2 separate regions of the Homo sapiens genome follow, and region 1 is linked to region 2. A link is a loop called in an ENCODE intact Hi-C map of the cell type or tissue named here. Cell type or tissue: PC-9. All regions are shown on one strand. Each heading gives the region's core, and the rest is flanking DNA. Links, peaks and the distances in the headings are about the cores only.

What was found. A loop is a pair of places that touch in the nucleus more often than their neighbours do. Peaks named below come from ENCODE experiments on the same cell type or tissue, not always from the same donor. Only the 100,000 strongest peaks of a DNase experiment are listed, where the experiment ranks them.
Region 1: a loop joins it to region 2, with 15 times the contacts of the local background. A loop is called at or near these places in 29 of 110 quality-filtered maps.

The regions. Positions count from the first base shown.
Region 1 is chr1:28,884,287-28,889,659 of GRCh38, reverse strand. It overlaps a transcript of EPB41 not described here. Among named protein-coding and RNA genes, the nearest start is that of EPB41, 28 kb to the left of the region's middle. RefSeq lists silencers at 1,793-2,142, 2,283-2,502, 2,513-2,802, cis regulatory regions at 4,542-4,581, 4,194-5,098, 5,342-5,373 and enhancers at 4,737-4,786, 4,179-4,859. In PC-9, for the core only: no CTCF peak of the experiment used is centred there; DNase peaks (open chromatin) are centred at 2,609 and 4,499; H3K4me3 peaks cover 1,697 bases; H3K27ac peaks cover 945 bases.
Region 2 is chr1:28,969,579-28,974,951 of GRCh38, reverse strand. All of the region lies in intron 1 of EPB41 (erythrocyte membrane protein band 4.1), which reads right to left. Among named protein-coding and RNA genes, the nearest start is that of EPB41, 58 kb to the right of the region's middle. In PC-9, for the core only: no CTCF peak of the experiment used is centred there; DNase peaks (open chromatin) are centred at 871 and 2,391; H3K4me3 peaks cover 635 bases; H3K27ac peaks cover 3,248 bases.

The sequences.
Region 1 (5,373 bases), core at 279-5,278, 85 kb after region 2:
CCAGCCAACAGAGGTCTGGACCTCCATGGGGCCTGCACAGCGTCAGCATCTTCCTAGCCAGATGGATGTTCCTGCCCAGCACGGCCAGCCAGTCTCCTGGCCATGGTCCATTCTGCAGAGAGGGTGCTGGTCCTGCCCTGACAGGGCTCTACCCGCACTCGTCTGGGGAGTAAGGCGGCCTGGGTGGGAGCTTCTGTTGGCACCTGGAGCCTACAGGAGGGAGGCCAGCCCTGGTCTAGGAGGGATGGGCCAATCAGGAGACAGCCAGTGTGGCCTCAATGAGTATCACCCATACACCCAGGCACTCCACCCATGCCCCATGTTGCTGAGACCTGGCAGGTGTTGCCTGGCTCTCCTATACATACAGCGGAAACCTCAGGACTTCCCCACTCCATTCCCTTCTTAAAACACACTACTGGCCTGCTATCAGACCAGCTACCGTTCTGGTCTGCATACACATTGCCTATTTGATGCTGCTTATGCCTGCAAGGTCCGGATTATTGACAAAGTACAAGCCTGGGACTCAGAGAGGTGAAGTGACTCATGCAGGATCACACAGCAGGAAAGTGGAAGGGTCAGGATTCAACCCAGTTCTGCTGTGTGCAGAGCCTACTGGGCACTGGATGTCCCCTTTCATCCCTCCCTCTGCTCCCTTCAGCTTCTGGCTCCCTTTCTTCTCAAGCCTCCTACCTCCTTGCGCAAAGTTTCTCCTGGCTTAGAATTAATAATTCCCGGCCTGGCGCGGTGGCTCACGCCTGTAATCCCAGCACTTTGGGAGGCCGAGGTGGGTGGATCACGAGGTCAGGAGATCGAGACCATCCTGGCTAACACGGTGAATCCCCGTCTCTACTAAAAATACAAAAAATTAGCCGGGCGCGGTGGCGGGCGCCTGTAATCCCAGCTACTCGGGAGGCTGAGGCAGGAGAATGGCGTGAATCCGGGAGGCGGAGCTTGCAGTGGGCCGAGATCGCGACACTGCACTCTAGCCTGGGCGACAGAGCGAGACTCCGTCTCAAAAGAAAAAAAAGAAGAAATAATAATTCCCACCTCACACCTGCTTTAACGCCTTATTTACAGTGATTTCCGAAGTGTCTGTCTGACACCCCGGAGAGCCTTCAAGGCAGGGAGTGTTCCCAGTAGGTGCTCCTTAGACTTGCGGGTCTGTCATTCTATCTCCACCCTCCTCCCCAACATGCAGAAGTCCCTTGAGCCTCCTCCTGCAGATCCCTTCCCCACCCAGCCTCCTGCCAAGACCATCCTCCAGGCCTGAAACTGGGTGGAGGTAGGGAGCTTGCTGAAGCTCCGGGGCGCGTGCCAGGGCTCTGGCCCCTCCCCAGCCCCTCCCGCTCCCCTTCAATAGCTGAGGACCTGACCCTGACGAGACACTAGGCAGCTCTCACAGGGACTCCCAGTTGCCCTAAGCCCAGCCCCAGCCAGGTTCTGTCCAAGCCTCCTCCTTCTGGAGGAAAGGGCTCCAGAGGCGGAGAAGGGGTCGTCCGTTCCCGGACCCAGGAGCTAAGGGTCCTAGAATCATCTTCCCCAACCCTCCTCTCTCCTCCCCACTCCTGGAGCGAGCTCGGGCTCGGGTTGGTCTGGACAGGTCCCTGCCTCCAACTAGCTGGAGAGGAGGGGTCCTGTCCCACCCTGAAGAGGTGGGGCCTGCCGGGAAGTGTAGGTGAGGGCGAGACAATTCTTGAGGAAAGACAGAGGACAGAGACAGGAAAAGACAGCAAAACAGAGACGACAGATGAGAGATACAGGGAACCCAGAGATGAGAGGGAACCTGAGCCTGAACCGGACAGAGAGACCCGGGAGACCCAGACAGAGGGAAGTCCCCTAGACCAAGCCTGGCAGGGAGGGTGTGGGGCTGGCGCGACGGCCGGGGGGGCCACCCTGGCGGGCACAGCCGGCGCCCCAGCTGGCGGGTCGGTTCCTGGGTCCGGAAACTCAAAGTCAGTTACGTAAGGGCCGGAGCGGGGCGCGGGGCTCCAGGCCCCGGAGCCCCCTCCCGCTGCTAGCCGCCAGCCCGCTCCAGCGCTGCTGCGGGCCCGGCAGGAGCATGCGGGGCCGGGCAAGGCGGGGCTAGGGGGCGGCCGGGGGCTGCGCCGACCTGCAGGGACTCTCCCGCGGACACCGAATGCAGGACCCCCGCCCCAGACAGCCAGGACCGGCCGGACCCGGACGTGTCTAGCTCCGGATCCGAGCTCCCGGACCCCCTCTCCAGACTCCCACGCCCCTCCCTGCACCCTGAACTTTAAGATGCCCAGACTCCTTTGGACCCCAAGTTCGGATTCTGGAATTCGGGACCGCTGGACCCCTCAGCCCTGGACCCTTCGACCCTGGTCTCGCCTCTCCCGGGACGGTCCGAGCCCTTGGGGGTAGGTTCTTCTGTCCCTAACCCCGTCCCTCCCGGGGACCGAGGGTCGCCCCCCAGGTGGTCCAGGCTCACCTGGGCTGGGTGCGGCGGGGACCGGGCCGACCGCGTTCTGGCTCCGCGCCGCTCTCGCCCTTTAAGAGGTTCCTGCCACTTTGCCCCGCCGGGGCCTCCACCTGCACTGACAGGGCAACTCCATCGTGAGGCCCCGCCCCGCCCGCTAGGCCCTCTGATTGGCGCAGGCAACTGCCGATCAGCGGGGCGGGGAGGGGGAGGCCCGGGCAGAGGAGTGCGAGAGTCGCAGTTGGGAAGGGGCGGGGGCTGCAGGTGTAGCCTCGTCCGGCGGGGACACTGAGCCGGGGGCTGCTTTGATAGACCCCAGAGGTCAGGGGAGGGAAGGGCAGGGAGTTCCTGGATTGACTGGTGTGACGTCATATGACAAAAGTGTGAAGCAATTTGACACGTGGTACTGCTCCTAAGGTTACTAGGTAGAGGGGTTGGTCAGAGGGGATCTAGGGAAGTGACCCTGAGGAGACTCACCTGGATCGCCTGTCCTACCACTTCGTCCGGCGTGACCCTGAACAAGTCACTTCTCTGGATCTGAATTTCGTCAACCATAAATCTTACAATGTTTTCCTGAGAATTAGCGATGTAAGTTAAATGTCAAGCATAGGTCTGGTACACAGTAGGCGTTCCGTAAAAGCGAGTTCTGGATCCTGTCGTGCCCGCCTTGCCACTCTTCTCAGTGACTTTTCCCCTCCTGATGGTCCACTCCATCAACGCTTCCATGGTCACTGGCCGAAGTCTCATCCCCTCCCTCCCATTTCAGGCCTGAGCTGGCTTACATATGCCCATGTCAGGAAGCTCACCACCCGGCAGAATGGCCTCTTTCATTTTAAAACTAACCCTGACACTTCAAAAGCTCTTCGTCACAGAATCATAGGATCATAGAATATTCCAGGCCAGAGCACCGTGGAAAACTAACCCTTTCTTTGGACAAATATGGCAAACTGAGGCTCGCTGAGGACAAAGCCTTCCTCTGAATGTAGTGATCTTCCTACTAAATGGGGTAACTAGACTTCCTGTGTTCCAATCCCCAACGCTGCCACTTCCTAATTGAGTTACTTTGGGTGAGCTACTAACTCTCTCCAAGCCAGTTTCCTCCTCTGCAAAGTGGGGTTAATGAAAGTATTTTCCTCAAGGGTTGTGGCAAGAATTGAATGAAAGAATCCATGTCAAGTGCTAAGAACAGTGCCAGTCCCAGGGTAAGCATGCAATAAGCATTAGCATTTATTATAATTATTGATGTTATTGTTATATTGATACATAACTGAATTAAAAGTCATACATTGACTGACTCTCCCCCCCTCCAAATTCACTGAGGACTTCTCTGAATCAGGTCCTGTTTGAGGCTTCAGGGCCCTGGTTCCTGCCTTCAAGGAGCCCATAATCTAGCAGAGGAGGGTCAGACTGAGCCCTTTGACTGGGGAGATGTTTTCTGATGGAGGGAGGTGGGCTTCAAGGGACTAGAGAAGTGTTGGATCCTTCGACCAGAAATCAGGACACTTGAGACCCTTTCAGTCTCTATCCCTGTGAATCCCCTGGGGAAGCCTGGTGCGCGAGCACACACACGTGCGCACACACACACATAGACAACCAGGCTCCCAAGCACATTGATGTACCTTTCACTTGCCTATATCACACCTGCCCACCAGACAGTATTGCCCAGGGGTTACGAGGTAGGGATTTGGAGGCAGGTGAGTCTGGGTTTTGGGCTTTGGGGCAAGGCACCCGCCCCCCACCCTGGGGTAAAATGAGATTAATAATAGTGCTAACTTTATATAGAGCTGTTGTGATGGTTAAATGGGAGTATGTGAAAATATATTTGCAAATAGTAATTAATCTAGTAGTATTTTTTAATTCCTCTCACGTGTACTCTTGCACCCAGGAGAGTGCAGGCTGTGAAATTTTTGATTTGGCCTCTGCAAACAGTGGCTCCTCCCCCAACCCCATCCCCACCCCTGACTCAATCAAAGGGCTAGGGAGAGGAAAACCCCAGCAGTCAGGTGGATGGGGTGATTCTAAAGAGCTGCTGTGGGCCCTGCCCCCTCCCTGCTGGGGCAGCCACGTGGCTCTAGCTCTGTTGGGCTGAGCTGCCTGTGGGTGACTCAGCAGTGCCAGTGCCTGCCCCAGCCTGATAAGAGTGTGTGTGTGTGTGTGTGTGTGTGTGTGTGTGTGTGTGTGTGTGTGTGTTGGCCAGGGAGGGCTCTGCGTTTCTGAATTTGTGCGTGGGGAGTGCATTTGGGAATATGCTTGTGATCCTGTATCTCCTGTTTCTGTGCATTTGTGTATGTGTATGTGTAGGGGGGTGTGTTTTGGTGCCTGTGAGGGTGTGCCCCTGTTTGTGAGTTTATATAGAGGGTGTGAATCTGTGTCTGTCTGTGTCCTATAAACAGGTTGTCCCCTGGGCCTCAGGCCCTGGGACCTAGAGAGCTCTGCCCTGTCCCACAGCCCCTCCACCCAGGCACCTGTGTGTGTGTTTCTCGTTGAGGTGACTTGTGCACTTGTGTGGGTGAAGGCCTTGTGTGGCTTTGTCAGTCACTGAAGCGGGAAAGCTGTCACTCCCTGGACTGCAGGCCCCCTGCCCCATGGCCTCTGCCAGTGACATCATAATCTTCGCCTCCATCCCCAGACTGCAGGGAGCACTTTGCTACCTGAGATGCCCCCGTCAGCAGTGACCTCTTGAAGAAGCCACTCACATTTAGCGATCCTGGTTCTTTTACAGGCATTTGCTCATTTTATCTTATTGAATCCTAACAGCCAAAAATGTTCTAAAGAGCTTCTGAGGCTCAGAGAGCTAAAGTGGCAACCCAAGGTCATACCACTCTTTTTTTTTTTTTTTTTTGAGACGGAGTCCTGCTCTGTCGCCCAGGCTGGAGTGCAGTGGCGTGATCTCAGCTCACTGCAACCTCTGCCTCCCAGGTTCAAGCAATTCTCTT
Region 2 (5,373 bases), core at 295-5,294:
GTGGTGGCGCATGCCTGTAATCCCAGCTACTTTGGAGGCTGAGGCAGGAGAATCTCTTGAACCCGGGAGGCGGAGGTTGCAGTGAGCCAAGATCACGCCACGGCACTCCAGCCTGGGCGACAGAGCAAGACTCCATCTCAAAAAAAAAAAACAAAAACAAAACTGAAAAACTGAAATAGAGAAGAGAGATTAATATCTTGCAAGTATCTCAATAAAACATGTCCAAAATTAAATTCTTAATTCTGTTTTTCCTGTTCCCATAAGTGGCTCAATCATACCATCCAGTATCTCAAAGCAGAATCCTAAGTGCTGTCCTTCTCTTAGCCTTCTCCATTTCCCTTCCTAATCAAATCCATCTGTTCATCGTATACACTCTACCGCCAAAATATATTTAGAACCAGTCTATTTTTCAGCTTCTCTACTGCTTTTATGTTTGTATGAGTCTTCTTCACTTCTCACTTAAATTACATACTAGAATGATTTGAATTTTGCCTACCTCACTAACCTCTACCCTTGGAGGTTACCCAATTTGACAATAGTTCACACACTAAAAAGGATCTTAAGTCCTTGACAGAACATGCCCCAACAGAAATGAAATTCTAAAACAGCTTACAATCTTTATCTGCATTTCTAGACTTATAGTGACCAGAGCATTCCTATGCTAAGTAGTGGGGCTACTCTAGTAAGAAAGACAAACTTAGTCTCTGACCTCCTGGATTTGATTCTCTATCCAGAAGACTGTGGACAGTAACAGCCCCTCAGTTCTCAGTATTTATATTGCATCTTAAATCTTACATTCGGTTCTGAGCAATCTATTTTAGAGAGAAAAAATCTGTCAGAGCTAGAAGATAATGATGCAATTTGAAACCACGTCATAAAACAAATAACTGAATGATATTGGGACCTTTAGCCTAGAAAAAGAGAATTCAAAGCAGGAAAATGATTGCTGCTCTAACAAATTTCAAGAGCTGCTGAATTTCATGTGACTCCTAAGGGCAGAATTCATTAGCCCACAGAAATTACAAAGACATAGTTTTCATCTAAATAAAGTAAAAGGAAGAAATTGCTAATAATTAAATGAGCTGCTTGGGAAGAGTGAGATTATCATCAAAAATATTCACTCAAGCTGAATGCCCATCTGTTGTAGATGCCAGAGAGAGGATTCTTCTAGTACGTGGGTCCTTACATTAACTGAATTCTCAGGTCCTTACCAATGCTAAGATTTTACAAATAGGAAGGAAGAAAGAAAACAAATGGGGTTGGGCACAGTGGCTCACAGCTATAATTCCAACACTCTGGGAGACCAAAACAGGAGTATCTCTTGAGACTAGGAGTTCCAAACCAGCCTGGGCAACACAGCAAGATCCTGTTTCTAAAAAAATAAAAATAAAAAAAGTAGCCGGGCATGGTGGTGCATGCCTGTAGTCATAGCTATCTGGGAGGCTGAGGCAGAAGAATTGCTTGAGCCCAGGAATTTGAGGCTCCAGTGAGCTATGACTGCACCACTGCACTCCAGCCTGGTTGACAGAGCAAGACCCTGTCTCTGAAAAATAAAAATAAACAAAAGGGACATTAGAATAGTTATACAATGGATTATTTTTTAAAGGCTATATTATTTCTCCCCCACCCCCAATATCCCCAAGGACACCAGAGAAGGGCTATATTATAAACTCAAGAGTCACCATTTGGATTAGGAGAATAAGGGGGTAAAAGCAAAAGTAAAGGATAATAGGCCCTTTTACTTCCCTAGTCAGAGGACAGAAACTAGTGACATTCTTTCAGACAGAAAGAAAATATGTTCAAGTATGAAGGTTTCAAAACTATGCTAGAAAACAGCTTCTTTCCTGATAAAAATCAATCCCCCAAAACCACAGGAAAGTATCTTTCCTTTCTAACTCAATTTAAGTACACTAATTAGCACCTCTAGAATAGGATAATCACCAATGTGGTCTTTGGATGAAAATGGTAATTTAAAATTTACAAAAGAGTTTCTTCAGAATTCTTCCTCTATCCTCTTGAAATTATTTGAATGTTAAATTACTCTTTATGAAGCCTTGCAGTGGCTCACACCTGTAATCTCAGCCCTTTGGGAGTCCAAGGTGGGAGGATTGCTTGAGCCCAGGAGTTTGAAACCAGCCTGGGCAGCATAGTGAGACCATGTCTCTACTAAAGGAAAAAAAAAAAATTAGCCAAGCATAGTTTCATGAGCCTGTAGTCCCAGCTCCACAGGAACGTGAGGTGGGAGAACTGCCTGAGCCCAGGAGTTGGAGGCTGCGGTGAATCATGATCACACTACTGCACTCCAGCCTGGGCAACAGAGCAAGACTCTGTCTAAAAAAAAAAAAACTGCTTGCCATACTGAGTGAATCAGGAATGTCACTGAGCATGATCATGCTGTTTTCAAAAACTTGGTTTTTAATTTAAGTCATTTCTATGGTGACTAATACCGCTGAATCAACTCATTCAAAGATATTTTTAAATAAACAAACTCTTACTCATCTTCTTCTAAGAAGATGAAAACACATTCTTTACTTCTCTAGAGAATTCAGGCATATACTTAAAAGATGTCTGGATATAGTCTAAAAGTGTACCACCTGGGCCCAGGCCCTCCCAGAAAATACACTACTGGATCAATGATTACTGAGCATCAATGAGGACAATGTGAAACAAAAAAAATTCATCTCCACCGAATTGAGTTTTATTTCTTTTAAGTGTCAAAGTGGGCTGGGTTTGGTGGCTCAAGCCTGTAATCCTAGCACACTTTGGGAAGCCTAAGCAGGCAGATCACTTGAGCCTAGGAGTTCAAGATCAGTCTGGTCTAGACAACATGGTGAAACCTTATCTCTACAAAGGATACAAAAAATTAGCTGGGCATGGTAGCGTGCACCTGTAGTCCCAGCTACGGGGGCAGGGTAGGGGTGGGTATGGGGTGGTGAGCCTGAGGTGGGAGGATCAGCTGAGCGCGGAGGTCGAGACTGTAGTGAGCTGTGATCGCTGCACTCCAGACTGGGTGACAGAATGAGACCCTGTCTCAAAAGAAAAAAAAGTGTCAAAGTGTATTATTTTAGCCATTCTAGATGGAAATCTTTATGAAATGGATTATATGCTTCCTTGTTTCATTTTTTAAATCTATAGACCATAATTGAGTCGTTATTGATTTAGTCATCATTATGAACCTGAATTACTACGCAGTGCTAATGTCCTCATAGGCTACTGAAGTCTATAGTGATGATTAGCTCTTTCAGAAAGATATCTGAATACTGTGCTTTTTTATTTTTTGTATCTGCCTTTATTAGGTTTCCTATTTGCTCATTTGAAGAGTTAACTCACATTTCTTGCTGATGTCAAAGTGGCCTGCCAACAAGCATCTTCCAATGTCTCTTCTTCTAATCTGTTATTGGCTAATCTACATTGATTCAGAAACCAGATAGCCAAGTGTGTTAAAATTTTGTTTAAAGAGTAAATGCAACCGGGCGCGGTGGCTCATGCCTGTAATCCCAGCACTTTGAGAAGCCGAAGCCAGGTGGATCACTTGAGGTCAGGAGTTCAAGATGAGCCTGGTCAACATGGTGAAACCCAGTCTCTACTAAAAATACAAAAATTAGCCAGGCATGGTGGCAGGCGCTTGTAATCCCAGCTACTTGGGAGGCTGAGGCAGAAGAATCACTTGAACCTGGGAGGCAGAGGTTGCAGTGAGCCAAGATCGCGCCACTGCACTCCAGCCTGGGCGACAGAGGGACACTGTCCCAAAAAAAAAAAAAAAAAAAAAAAGAAAGAAAGAAAGAAAAAAAAAAGATTAAATGCGGCCGGGTGTGGTGGCTCATGCCTGTAATTCCAGCACTTTGGGAGGCCAAGGCAGGCAGATCACATGAGGTCAAGAGTTCAAGACCAACCTGGCCAACATGGTGAAACCCTCTCTCTACTGAAAATACAAAAATTAGCTGGGCGTAGTGGCACGCGCCTGTAATCCCAGCTACTCAGGAGGCTGAGACAGGAGAATCGTCTGAACCTGGGAGGTGGAGGCTGCAGTGAGCCGAGATCGCACCTTTGCACTCAGCCTGGGCGACAGAGCAAGACTCCATCTCCAAAAAAAGAGAGTAAATGCTAAGGAAGAGTAAGACTAATGCTTCACATTACTGGACAACTTCAATGCATGGATTTTATGAAATCACTTCTAGCTCTTCAAGTACCACATAAGCCTAAAGTTTCCATTATATTGTGTCTAGTTGAGGCTATAAGGTAAGTGACCTTCAGATCAATCACACCATGACTATTCTCTTTCTTTCCAAGTTGAGATTAAAAGTCTTTAATGCCATTATTTATATAAGGTGTTGTATCCATATAAACTCTCCCGGAAAACATAAAACAATGGAATAATTTAGCCTGAAAATGTAACTGAAAGGAAGGAGAACCACACATAAAATGCTTACTAGCCTTAAAAATTTCAAGGTAAATATAAACAAAGCCTGAAGATTTCTAGCTACAAAGGGGTTTTAGTTAAGAGTATGGAACTTTCCTTACTCTCTTATTTTTAGTTTCTTAGAGCCAACTCAATCTAACAATATTTACTTTAAAATTTTGAAACTCAAATACCATAAGACTATTTTAGTAAATTTCACTTTAACCAGAAAACTACAGTAAATTAACTATCAAATATCATCTAGTAAGAATACAAGTGGGAATCACAAACATGAACTGGATCATGGATTGTTTTAGCAGATACTCTGGAAATTGGAATAGATGCAGCAGTTGTCTCTTACCATTGTTAAGTATGAAAAATATACTACAGGCCACCAGAAAATATAATACTGGCACAGAGACAAGATTTAGTACCAGTTTGAATATTTCAAATAATCCGCTATTTGCTGAAAGTATTCAATAAAATTATTGACTAAGCTTGATGACAGTTTTCTCTCCCAGAAAAGCCTCTACTATGGGACTGAATTCTGAGCAGTAAACAATAATTTTTTGGTGATGTGAACATATCAGAAACTTTAGCAGAGAATAATAATTTCACACAGTTTTGTTTTTTGTTTGTTTGTTTGTTTTTTGAGACAGAGTCTCGCTCTGTCGCCCAGGCTGGAGTACAGCGGCACGATCTTGGCTCACTGCAAGCTCTGCCTCCCAGGTTCACGCCATTCTCCTGCCTCAGCCTCCCGAGTAGCTGGGACTACAGGTGCCCACCGCCACGCCCGGCTAATTTTTTGTATTTTTTTAGTAGAGACGGAGTTTCACCGTGTTAGCCAGGATGGTCTCAATCTTGTGACCTCGTGATCCGCCCGCCTCAGCCTACCAAAGTGCTGGGATTACAGGCTTGAGCCACTGCGACCGGCCAATTTTTTGTATTTTTAGTACAGACGGGGTTTCACCGTG